2 separate regions of the Mus musculus genome follow, and region 2 is linked to region 1. The links are chromatin contacts, found by Hi-C or POLR2A ChIA-PET in ENCODE. All regions are on one chromosome and are shown on one strand. Each heading gives the region's core, a stretch centred on a gene start or an enhancer-like site at or near the end of the contact. The rest is flanking DNA. Distances are from core to core; before and after follow the strand shown.

The links. Hi-C counts contacts between places; a loop is a spot of excess contacts on that map. ChIA-PET counts read pairs that join two places held with the same protein, here RNA polymerase II (POLR2A).
Region 2: a loop to region 1 is called in a map of v-Abl transformed pro-B cells, with 3 times the contacts of the local background. The contact joins the promoter of Nabp1 here to the promoter of Slc39a10 in region 1. A Hi-C loop is called at or near these places in 1 of 37 maps with a recorded cell type or tissue (v-Abl transformed pro-B cells). POLR2A ChIA-PET finds 5 or more read pairs at or near these places in 1 of 5 experiments (embryonic stem cell).

Annotation. Positions count from the first base shown.
Region 1 is chr1:46,849,891-46,856,457 of GRCm38, forward strand. Slc39a10 (solute carrier family 39 (zinc transporter), member 10) reads right to left here and starts at 3,728. Exons shown (of 10, transcript NM_172653.3): 1 at 3,581-3,728.
Region 2 is chr1:51,475,493-51,482,059 of GRCm38, forward strand. Nabp1 (nucleic acid binding protein 1) reads right to left here and starts at 2,907. Exons shown (of 6, transcript NM_028696.3): 1 at 2,333-2,907; 2 at 1,986-2,124. The coding sequence starts at 2,423.

The sequences.
Region 1 (6,567 bases), core at 2,478-4,977:
TGCAGTCTAAGGGCAGGTGCCAAGAAACTTCAAAGTAAATCAAACACTAGGGGGCAGCAAACTGTTGAGGATTGTATCAGGAAATCAACTCACAGACAAGACACAAAGACAGAGAAAGAGGATATGACACTGTATTCACTCATTTTGCTGTAGGGCTAGAGAAACCCAGCAAGTCACTATGGAAGTTAGTGGCTGCACTATGGAGACAGCTCATCTGCTAAGATACACCCCAGCCTTGTGTATAATTTTTAGTATGAGTTACACGATGAAAGATGGCTTAAAATTAAATCACTGTGATAAGAAGGTTCTTTGATTGCCTCCATTTCTCGTGCAATTTCAGTTGTCTCCTTTATCTAATGTTGGTTTAAAGTATTAGTGACTAAGTCCTTTTGATACAAAACTCAGCACTTCCACTCCTGAGGCAGGCACTACACTCATGACTAGTATTTTTATCCACATGATTTTAAGTCAATGCTGAGTTTGAAACCAACAGACAAGCTACCTACCTACACCCAGTCACTGAATGTGTCATAGCACAGGGATGCTTTGTGACAAAAAGCTGTGGGGTATAGGCTTCAGAAATCTGGCTTTGTAAAGAAACCAAAACATACACAGGTAAGTACAGAATAAAAGTGGTAAAAAGGCAAATGTACAGTTATCAGCTATTACATATGAGCTACAGATTTAAAAGATGTATTCTCTCAAAGGCCCAAGGAGTAGAAGCATTAAGTATCATCCTAGGGTAATCAATTATCAGGCAAAACAAAAGAGTAAATTCAATCATTACAGAAACGTTTGAATGTAGAAAGGGTTAGAACAACTATCTGGTTCATCATCATTAAAGGCCGTATTAAACTCCTGAATAGGTTTTATAATACTTCCAGGCTAAAGCAACCTGCAAAGGTAACCAAATTAGTTAATAGTATATCCAGTTTTTGAATCTTTAACCTCACTCCAAATCCCTAAATTCATCCCAATACTGCTCAATACCCAGGGTTCTGCAGAGCCAAGAGGAATGTAATATAAATTTCTTTAATTAAGAACAAATGTTCAGCTCAGCTATTGAACAATTTCCCTTGGGGAGGAAAAAATACACACACACACACACACACACACACACACACACACACACACACACACACACACCCCTATCTTCTCCATATATCGCTTAGGTTTCCTAGAGCAATGCTTGCATGCTAAACATTAGGCCTCCTCAAAGTAATTCAAACCAGGGTTGAAAATCTGGCAGAGCCAAAGGTGACTCCAAGGACTGAGGAAAGTGGATCCTGAGTTCCAGACACACAAGAGCTACATAGGGAAAGCATCAAGAAAAAACAAAAGTCTGGACAAAAAAGTGGGATGAGGGTGGTAGTTTACAAGCTATCTCAGGGGACTAGAGGCTGTAAAAGGAAGACCTAATCCAGGTAGCACCTTGTAATGAAATCTGAAATGCTACGGAATTTACAATGTTCTGGGAACTAACATGCTCCAACTTTGTCTGGACAGGTCTCAGGCAAACTCTAACTTTAGAAAAAAGGTTGTAAAATGTCCTTCAGTGTAAGTACCCTGGCTTATACAAAGTAAAAGTTCAATTTATGTTCAGAATTGGGCCCTAGCCCAAGAAACACTCCATTATTTAATATATCCAAATATCTCCTAATTCACAAACAAAAGCTGAAAACACTTCTGGTCCTGAACATTTCAGATAAAGGGTATTCACCTGCATAGCTCATGATACATATCCATACAGGCATACATTATTTGCAGTACTAACAATTAAGTGTAGATTTGTGCAAACCCTGGGCAAGTTTCCTACCACTCAGCTCTTTTACTTAACTTTTAAGACAAGCTCCAGGACTCTAACTTGCCAGCTTCCTTCCTCAGTCTCCTCCCACCCCTGCTCCCAAAGTAGCTGGGTTTATAGATCTGTGCCTTCAGGTATCACCTGAGAAATCGTCTTTGCCACCTCTTTTAAAGTAGCACCAAAACCATTCATTCTTGCGCATGGGTTCCTAACCACGCTTAGTTGATAGAATTCAGTTTTGTCAATTTGGGGAGAGATTAAAACCACTGAAATTCAGTTACTTTTCGGTGAGGATGTAACTTCCTGAATACAGGCCAAAATTACAGTAATACAAAACACTTAAATCCTTTAAGTATAATTTTTAGTTCTTGCTAGTTTGAAGTTAGTCATTATTAGGCAGGCCAGTACCGTTGATATTTAATGCTTTATTCAAGTATGGCTTACTCCATCAAAGCCAAATAGTTTCCCATTAACTCTTTCAATGTAACTTTATGTACCCTTAATAATCTATAGTCACAATCCAAGACCCTTATTCTAGAAAACACCAAATGCTAAAAATGCCCACCAGCACATTTTATTTCCTTCACAGCATTTATCACTTTATCACTGATGTGTCTTTCATCCTACTGTAATGTCCAATGCACATAGGAAGAGGGGTGTGTGGGATGGACTCCCAAGGTCCAGGAGAAATGACTCACAAGGTACTCAAATACTTGTAGATTACGGGAATCCTAACATTACTCTGTACACAGAAGTTCTGCTTTGTTTAGGCTTCCCAATAGCACTGTTAACAATTCTAAGCCTCCAGCTCTTGTATTACTTTTTCTTAATTACCATTAGATACACATCCAAAAAGAAAACATACAAGAAACCTGTCACCCGCTAGTTACCGCACTTAACGGAGACATAAATAAGTTTCTAGGAGACGGTGGGTTGTACTGTCTTTTAACTCATGCTTTGTGTCACTTGGAGCAGACACTGGGGTGAAGGACCCTTCCAAATCGGTGGCGGGGCGTCCTGCGGTGAGATTTCTTCCACGTGCCCAGCTCCTTAAACTCGGCCCATGTGGACAGGCTCCCACGTGAACGCGTCTTCTCAGAAGCCGCAGGAAGCCCTTCCACGTCACGCCACCCGACGCCTCGCCAGGCTGGAGAGTTCCGAAGACCCCCCCCCCCCCAAGGGAGGAGCGAAGCGTGGAGCGGATGCGGACCCCGCGGTGGGCCGGCCACTTCCCTCCGCTCCCAACCGCGCCCACGCCACCCTACACCCCGGTGGCCGGGAACAAAGCCCGCGGCCGCACCACGGTCGCCCCACAACCCGGCTCCGGGACCCGTGGGCTGCGCCACACGCAGTTCCCGCGCGCCCCACCGAGCCTTTTCGGTTGGCCCGGAGCTGAGCGGCCGCCGTCCGTTACCCCCCGCAGACGAGCCCCTGGGACCTGCCTCGGGTCCCGGGTCCCCCGTACGGCGGCCGCGGGAAGCCCGCGCAGCCCTCAACCGGCGCTGCCCGCTCCGCGGCCCCGCAGCAGGCCGTGGGGCGCGGGTCCCCCACCGCCGACGCGGCACACTCGGCTGGCCCCAGCCTCACGCGCCGCTCTCCTGCTCGCCGCCACCGCCTGCAGCAGCTGCGAACACACGCGTCCCAACCCAGAGGCCCCGGTGCCAGCCCCAACCCGGCCGCCCAGCCTCCCCAGCCGTCCCGGGACTCCCAGGCTCCGCCGCGCACGGGGCCGGTTCTGGGGGAGGGAATGTAAACAAATCGGGGTTTTATAGTTACCTCACACTCGAGTGCCGTGTGCATCTCCTCTCCGCTCGGTACCAAACCCCGGCTGCACCCAGTCGTGTATTCTCCAAAGCCGCCTGCGCTATCTGCGTCGCGGAGCCTAGCGCGAGAGCCGGCGCTCTACGCCGACGGCGCACTCAGCCTGCTCCGGCTCCCTGCGCAGCCGCACCCTGGCCGCCTCAGCGCTACGCCGGCGGCGCACCCGGCCCGCTCGGGCGCCCTGCGCAGCCGCACCTCGGCCTGATCGGCGCTACGCCGGCGGCGCACCGGCAGCGTTCAGCCATTCACTTCGCGGACGCGCCTGGCGTAGGAGAGCGGCGGCACCGGCGGGAGCTACACCGACTGGCGGCAACTGGAAGAAATTAGATCTACGCAAATTGCGGAGCTCTGTAGCTCCGCGCTAGTTTTGTTCTGAGAAAGGACTCCTCGGGGATTGGGGGGAGTTGGGGCGGCTTTTAACGCATGCGTGGAACGGCCTTGGTCGCCTCGCCTGGCCTCGCACGTCGGTTGCTGAGGCCTTGGGCTAGCGGATGAGACGTAGAAGCCTGGAGAACGAGCGTCCTAGGCCGAAGTTTCGGAGTGATCAATTAGGATTGCTGATCTGTACACGGGTTAGACATCTATATTAAATTAACTCCGCCCCCTCTGTCCCAGCGACCGTGCCAGTCTCTGGGCAAAACTAAACTTTAGTGCTATGTGCAAAGTGTTTTGCATAACTCCCCCCACCGCACCCCCATTTAAAGAGCACTTACAGTGGGACTTCCCAAACAGAAAGGAGTTGAGTTTAAAAATGTCACGTAGTTCTGGTAGCTTTGGGTACCCATCCAAGGACTTCCCACCACCTTCTCTTACTGGAACAGTTTTACACCCAAAGGCAAGCCCCCCCCCCCCCATCCGCCCAGCAACACCGGTGCATTCATGCTTATATCCTGCCTGTTCTTGGATCCCTTTGCTCACACCGCCATTCTCAATGGCCTCCTCCCCTCTTAAGCAACTAACAACCCACAATTTTCTTAAAAGGAGGCTCGGCAAACTCTTTGCTTCATTATTCATTACTCTGCTTCCTGACTCTTAATTCATGTCTAGGCTTATTTGTATTCTGCCCAGATGCCTGTGTTTCTGTATTCAAGCTGAGCGTATTTACTAGTGAAAGTGAATTCTGGCCTTGCTTTATGGATGAACAGAGTGCATATAACTCTGAGCAGTAGTAATTGCCAGCTTTATGTATCAGGTACCTCCAGCATGCTTTGCGTGTGTATTAATTTAATATTCCTAACAGACTGAAGAATGACTACCCAGGAAATAAAGTCATAGGAAATAAGTAACTTGCCTGAGAGAACCGAGGAGGGGCATAGAAAGCCAAACCTATTCGGTATGGCTACGTGGCCTGTCTCGCTGACTTGAACTCCATGAAAGAAGCTGTTTTGCCTTTTGTTTTCTACCTGTACACGGAACATCTTTCGAGTGCTTAATGAGTGGCTAAAACCACAGTGAGCTTCTTCTACTCCTCTTTCTCTGCTGTCAAAGGAAGACATTCTGATAAGTCCTCAGGCCTCAACATTAGTGGAAGAAGATAGCAGAGTGACCACAGTCCTCAGACCCATGAATTAAGCTGGGGATTACACAAAAAGTAATGACTTAAGTTGTATAGAGTTTACCAGTAGATCCTTTGGGTACAAAGCATTAAAATATCCAATTTGCCATGGTATTTTAAGGCTTCTAATTATTTGATTAAACACATTGTCAATATATATATATATATATATATATATATATATATATATATATATATATATATTTATAAACATTTTTCAAATAAGTTAGAGCCCTTGAGTCAAGTTTCGAGCAGTGATTTGGGGCTATTTGTTTACAAAACCAATGTTCACCTGGTTTGCACAGGTACATCTAAATACTTGGTTAAACACTGAAGTATGACCATGGAGAGCAGTTAGTAGCTACAGCTGTTAATGGGATTCCTCCATACTCCTCAATCTCTCACAGTCCTTTCAAGATTTTCGAGAATTTCAGATTGTGGCAACTAAAGTGCTAAAAGCTTCAGTCACGGTATTATTTCATGTATCTGTATCTGAAATTTAAAGGTAACCGTTTTACTTCTATGAGGCAATATAGTGAATCCAATGAATCTTTTAGTTCTTCCAAGGATTAGGAAAGAGCCAAATATAACAATGGGCATACAAATCACACCCCACCTTGAACTTTAACTGTCACTAAAGGAAGCCCAGGACAGAGGCCCAGCTTCCCTTCTAATTTTGAGAAAGTGCTCACCATCCACAACACAGTTATGGTGGTAATGAAATCTACAAAGGGCAGGAGAGATTCTAAGAAATCAGACCTTTCAAACCCAGTTGTTCTTTTCATGAATCAAGATTAGTAATAATAAATGATTTCTAAAAAAAAAAAATCTCCTTAATACACTTGAATCTAAACACGGATTCTCACATGACCAAATAGATTTGGATCATCCTAGAAAAGTCATTAAGAGAAGAAGGAAGATTAAATGGAGTGAAATACAAGGGACTGAGCACCAGAACAGGTATTTAAAACCTGGGAAAGGAAGGTGTCAGGCTCCTGTAAGCAAGGGTCTGAATGTAGGCTTTAAGTTGAACAGTTATCATTTCTAGAGACTCGGTGGTATTCCATACCTGGGAGTGAAAAACTTAGTTCAGCATCCTTTGTGAAGCTGACTCTTCCATTAAAATAGCTGCACCCTGGTCTAGGCACTGCTAGGAGAAGGGCTTTCCTCTGAGGGTTGCTGAGGCAGGTGCCAAAGCAGAGAAGATGTAGAGCTACCTCAGATTCACGTCAACATGCCCTTCAGAGTAAGATGATCCAATTCATGAGAAAGAGGAGGTTCACTCAGAAGAGTAAACTAAAGCCAAGACATTTACCCCTGTGGCATCAGGAAGCTTCCCTACCCCACCCTATTCTGCATACTCACTCACCCCTGCTAGCTCTTCAGT
Region 2 (6,567 bases), core at 1,657-4,156, 4.6 Mb after region 1:
GAGTGGAAAGAAGTAGTGTTCTGGTAAAGTACATATTTATTGTTATTTCTAGATGATTAATGACTTTATCAGCAGTTAACAAAAGATGGGTTTTTTTTTAGTGAAGAATTGGTTTGATTGGTTAACTAAAGTTCACCTTAAAATTACTTTAAAACAGACTATTTCAACAGAAGAAATATCTGTAAGGGGCTCAACAGTTAAGAATACCGAACTGCTCTTTCAGAGGTCCTGAGTTCAATTCCCAGCACCACATGGTGGCTCACGACCATCTGAATTGGGATTCGATGCCATCATCTGGTATGTCTGAAGACAGCTACAGTGTGCTCACATATATAAAATAAACTTTAAAAACTTTAAAGAAAAAAAAAAACATCTGTAAAATTCTCTCCATTACAGTTAGAAGAACGTACATGTTTTCTACTCTCTGAAGACTGGCATGGGTATTAACACCTGTGTGAAGCTTGGTTAAGGAGGAGAGGAGCCTAGGAAGGGGACAAAAGACACACTCAAAGAAATAGAATTCAAAGTGTATTCTAAGGAGGAGCTTCTAATAGTAAAAATTCAGTATTTGTATTGCCTTTCAGCCACAAGGTACATAAAGCCAACACACCAGCATTGTCTGTGTTACTGACATGGCCAAGGATGATATAACAGTACTATGTCTACTTCTGCAGACAGCAGTTCTCAAGCTCCTCAAAGTTTGGCACTTTCTAAAGCAGCTATAAAAAAGATAGACCACTAATCTTCTTGCCCTGCTGGTTTCCCCAAATTTTGCAACTTTTAATATCAACAGAATGAAACCAATTGTTTAGTGTGAGCAATTTTAAATGTGAATGACATCATTAAATCTAGATTAGCAGAATCAGACCAAAGTCTGGCTTTTTCAATGTTTCTTTGTACAACTACCAAGGTGGGTAACTTCATTAAAACATATATTATGATTAGTATTAGTATTGTAGTTCTCCCCATAACCTCCAAAAGAAGTGATTTTTGGGGGGGAAAAGACATGGACGTTAAAAAGATGTAATTTAGTGTCACAATGACTCAATGTCTGAGAATAAGATGCCTAAATTCTGACTCTCACTTCCTGCTTTGATGATACCTTACCTCACTTCCTGAAAATGTTGTAAGGCCTGTGAGATAGGATCAAAGAACTCCTGCCCAAAGACTCAATACTTCTACCATTCTCTTAGCTCAGCAGCAATTGTCAACTATTTTTCTGATGGCTACCAATAAAATTATTACAATTCTCCCAATCACAGAAGCTTCCATATTCTACTTTTAAGATTCTTTCCTGAACTTTTCTTAAGGCCAACATTTGGTAAGATTTTCAAGTCTATGAAAAAAAGTATTCCAACTCCATAACCAACTAAATACTCTGAATGAATCAAAGATTAACTTCTGCCACTGTGTATTATTTTGGGTTTTGTGAAACTCTGATCTTACAGATGAAATCATTTTCAAGAATGAGTATTCCAGATATTCATTCATGTCCATATCACAACGATGAGTATTGAGTACAAAAAAAGGTACCAAAAAAGGAAAGGGGTGGAAGACATTATACTTCATACACGAACTGATTAAAAAGGAAATGTGTCCAACTGGTGTGGCACACAGAACTGATTTCCAGGTATATCTCTGTGAGTTCGAGGACAGACTAGTCTATAGAATTGTTCCAGGACAACCAGGGCTACACAGAAAAACCCAGTCTCCAAGAAAGGGTGGAAAGGGTAATGTGATCTTTTATCAGCCTCACTGATAAATGCTCACTGACTTCCACACGGTATTCTCAAAAATAAAATTAACCTTTAAAATTGGAGGGGAGTTAAATCCCTACCTAAAACAAATTAGCTGTGAAGGTGAGCTGCTCCCAGTGAGGTCCACTAAAACAGCTCCCTTCTTGAAGTGGCCCATGGAAGAGCCAAACAACTTCAGAACCCCGAAGTCGGCCAAACCCACACCTACCCCAATTTATGCACACCTACCCTCTGGTCAACCGAATAATATCCCCTGTCTGTATGAGCCCTCCGATCTCATCCCACACAGAAATAGTGATGCTTCCCGTTCTATCAGCTACTTTGCAGGATCTCACTTCATGGCCGTCTTTGGTTTTGGTCACTCGTCCTGTGAAGATTTAAAAATCAAAAAGGGGAGAAGGAAAGGTGTGTTAGATAAGGAGTTCATTCGAGGGAGCTCTTTCACCCTCCTCTGGCTCGCTACGTGACTGACTTCTGTCCCCGGGTAGGATTCTGGGCCAGGAGCACGTGGGGTCGCGGGCGGGGAAGAGGTCCGAGCTCTCGAGGGTGTGGGGCGGGCTGCGGACCTCACTTACCTATCTCCAGGACAATAAAGACGACATTTAAGTTTTTCAGTCCGGCCTTAATGTCTTTTATAAAAAGTGGAGGGTCGTTGACCCCGTGCATACTGAGGCAGGTGCGGCTACGCTTCAGAGACCCACTAGGCAAGGCTTCCCACCCTCGGGGAGGGGCAGGGGCAGAGCCGGGGAGCAACCTGGGGCAAGATTGGCGACCGGGGTCAGGAAGCGGTAATTCAGGGGCCGGGTAAACCAGCCCTAGAGGCACGGAGCCAAAAGAAAATAAAAATGGAAAAGGGAGGGGAAAAAGACTCTCACAAGTTCAAAAAAAACAAAAAACCAAAAAACAAAACCGAAGACGCACTCCGCACCCTGAGCCCGCTCCCAAGTGGGCGGCGAGCAAACCAGCGTGCGCACTGCCGCCTCCGCTAAGGGAAAAGGGATCAGGAGACGGCCCTGCCCGAGTCCCGCTGTCCCTCACACAACACACGCACACGCGCGCGCCCCCTCCGTCCCAGGCTCAGGGAAGGTACGTGACAGCAAAACGGCAAGGCTGTTCACCAACCGCGCAGCCCGCGTCCCAAGCAGCAACTGGCGAACGCTCCCTCAGGCCGGCTTTATTAAGCCGCGCCCCGCCCCTTGTGGCGTCACGCGACGTCACCACGCCCACTAGCACGCCTCTGGGGCGGAACACAGCGCCACTGAGCTCGCAGCTTCCCTGGATCCTCCCCTACTGTCAGCACAAGCACCGCCTCCCGGCCGACCAATGGTCTCTCGGCCACACCCTCCTCCCGCTGGTCGCTCCACGTCTTCCGGGTTTCTGTAGGGCTGGGTCTTTTGGTGCTCCGAGGGAGACCTGGCTTCTTCTAATTCCTCAGGATCCTTCAGTAAGGCCACCTTTGCCCTTCAGTCCCGCGATCACGTGGAACTCAGATGTTCCGAACCCCGTGGTTAGAGCAAGTATGCAGTTGAGAAGGAACGGAGAGAGTGATCGAGCAGGATCAAGGAGAGAGAAAAAAGGGCGAACTAAAGGTGTCCGAGGCTTCCAAGAGAGTGGTTCCCAGTCGCAGGCAACTTGGCGATCAACCTTCGTACTTTAGAGGTGTTTAAATTGGGATCCAGAAACACGAGGTGGTCTTTTTAAAAGTAACTTGTAAATAAACCTCTTTTCATGCTGATAATAGCCATACATAGTTAAGTTCCACAGATATTTCATTTTTTCCTTAACCCTTTTCTTTAAATTGCACTTGGCTTTTATATAACTAAGATGAGTTAACCATACACTGGTGAAGGGGAACCTTAAAACAAAACCTGAAAGGGAGGGTTGTGCTTTGCCACCAAACAAGCTGGAGGCTAATTGTGTGACCTTGAAATTAGTTGGTTAAGCTTCCTAGCCAGAATTTAACAATCTGAACAATAAAACTAGGATCCTTGCCTCATAGAGGATAAAATGGGGTCATAAATAAATTGCCCAAGTACAGTCGCAAATAGATCTGTGATCAGTATTTCTTTTCATCAATTTTCTATTGAAAATAATTACCTGTTATTTAATCTCATGGTGAGTGATAATTTTAACCCCCGTTTACAAGTAATAAAACTCACTAGAGAATAACCAAACTGGATTTCAATTTAGGCAATCTTGACCCTAGGAGGCTTCAACCAGAAGTATTTTATGTTTAAGTAGTATGATTGTAACCCTCCAAAACAGATTGAAGAAATGGGAACAGCAGAGTATATTCTAGCATGTTAGAGAATCATATAAGCAAATACTGTGGAAAATAGAAAATGTATATATCAAAAACACACTTCTTTTTCTTTTTAAGGATAATACCGAGAAACAGCATAGAGAAAAGTTTAAGAATAAATAACAAGCCATGTTAAGAACATTGAGCAGCCTAGAGGTGAAGCACACCTTTAATCCCACCATTCAGGAATCTCAGGCAATCTGTGAGTTCAAGGTCAGCCTGAGCTACACAGAAACCTTGCCTTGAAAAACAAACAATATAATAGAGCAAAGTTGTGGCCAGGGATCTGGGTGGGGTGGGGTGGGGTGGGGGACCTAGCCACTCCCTGAATTCTCAACCATTTGCCCTCATAAAAAGGACTAAGAGGGATGCTCAGAATTATTTATATACACATTCCTTAAAGAGGTCCCAAACACTAAGAGACCAGGCCCTGTAGGGGTGTGCCCTAGGTGGGTTCTCGGGGCTGACCAACACTGAGAGGAGAGGTAGACAGACTCATGCACCCTATCCCCAAACCAGAAGACATCTCCAACTGATTAACGGCTCACAAATGAATATTAGTTCTAACAGTTTCACCTGGGCTACAAAAACAACTCAGTGACATTTTGGGAGGTTCTTTGTCTCCTAACGTCTCGTTGGGACTGTTTTGACTGGTCCTTACTGATTGTATATTATGGTTTCTGGTTTTGTACTATTTCTGTGTGTTTGAAAGAGTGTCACAGTGTCCATCTGATTCTTGTGCTTTTTTTTCCTTATGTTTTGTTTGTTTTATTATAATTTTTTAGATTCCTGTTTATTTTCTAACTGAGAAAGTGAATTTAGATGGGAAGGGAGGATCTGGGAGGAGTTGGGATATAATCAGAATATATGGTATGAAAAAAAAAAAACTATGTTCAATAGAACACACTTGCATGCCAAGAGAGGGAGGAGAGAGAGAGAGAGAGAGAGAGAGAGAGAGAGAAGAGAAGAGAAGAGAAGAGAGAAGCAGGCACTCTAAAAAGCAGAAGCTACTGCACAGGGCTGTCCCTCTGTCCCTGCCCTTCCTGGCCCTCCCTCCACCCAAGACAGACTCAGCTGATCCTCTCACTTCCTCCCCTAGCACAGAGCTCCCACAATAAAAATGGCACCACTTTCTCACAAACCCACAGGCAGCCTTGAGAAACTGCAACAAGAACACACAGTTCAATGGAGAGCATAGGTTTCAGCAACTCCTAAGTCACTTCTCAAAGATTATAGTTGATTAAGGATAAAATCAACTATGGGTGTGATGGTCCAAGCTCTTAAGGCAGCACTAGAGGCAAAGGCAGATCAATTGCTAAATGGTCTACACAGTGAGTTCCAGCCCAGCCAAGGCTACAAAAGGGAACCATCTCACAGAAAAAAATAAATAAATATATATATTAGACTTTTGCTGAGGCTGGAGAGATGGTTCATGGTTAAAAACATTGGCTGCTCTCCCCGAGCAGGCCCTGGGTTTGATTCCCAGCATACACAGGCAGGCAATACATATTTGTGGTACATAAACATACATGCTGACAAAATACCAGTACTCATAAAAATTAAAAATAAAAAGATAAAAACTTGCTATACTCATGTAACCATTCCCTAGAGTATATGCTGGCATGCATTAAGCATCTACTACATATCTGGCTCTGAACACTCCTCACAATTAGATTCAGTAGCTCTCTCAATGATACATGTTTCGTGACACCCCCCCCCCCAAAAAATCTGAGCTTTAAACCCTTATGCTTATAAAACTTTTTCTTTAAAAGAATATAAAATGTGTAAATCACTAGTTATCTAAATTTGTAATTGACTTTTTTGAAGGATTTGTAATTCAGAATAATCCCCAATGCCTGCTTGGGGCTGGAGGTCAGTGAAATATTCTAGAGGATAATGAAATTTTAGTTCCTCTTGGAAAGAAACTCATTGTTAAGTAGATTAATTCAAAGCATATTACTCTGTAATAATGAGGTAGGCAGCTTTGGCGTCTATGTTCTGAAACAGTTTTGGCTTTTATGTTCTATGTTCTATGTTTTCAGTATATCTTACCTCTCAATAGTTTCCTGAATTTGCTATTTATGGAAAAAAGCAAAAGTATATTGCCCAACAGAACTATATGGAAACAAATAACATATTATTGGTTCAAGTATATATATCATGATTTTCATACTTAAAGGATGTTGTAGACAATGCTCCAAGTCGTATGTCTAAAGAGCCTGGATAGGTCGGAGCTTCCACAAGGTCACAGTTGGAGCTTCCACAAGGTCACAGTTGGAGCTTCCACAAGGTCACAGTTGGAGCTTCCACAAGGTCACAGTCGGAGCTTCCACAAGGTCACAGTTGGAGCTTCCACAAGGTCACAGTTGGAGCTTCCACAAGGTCACAGTTGGAGCTCCCACAAGGTCACAGTTTTACAGAACTGTGAGAATGCTTAATCTGGATGTTTCCAAGAGTTGCTACTGTTTAACATTTTCCTGGTGTCCTTTGTAAAACTGAATGTACAAG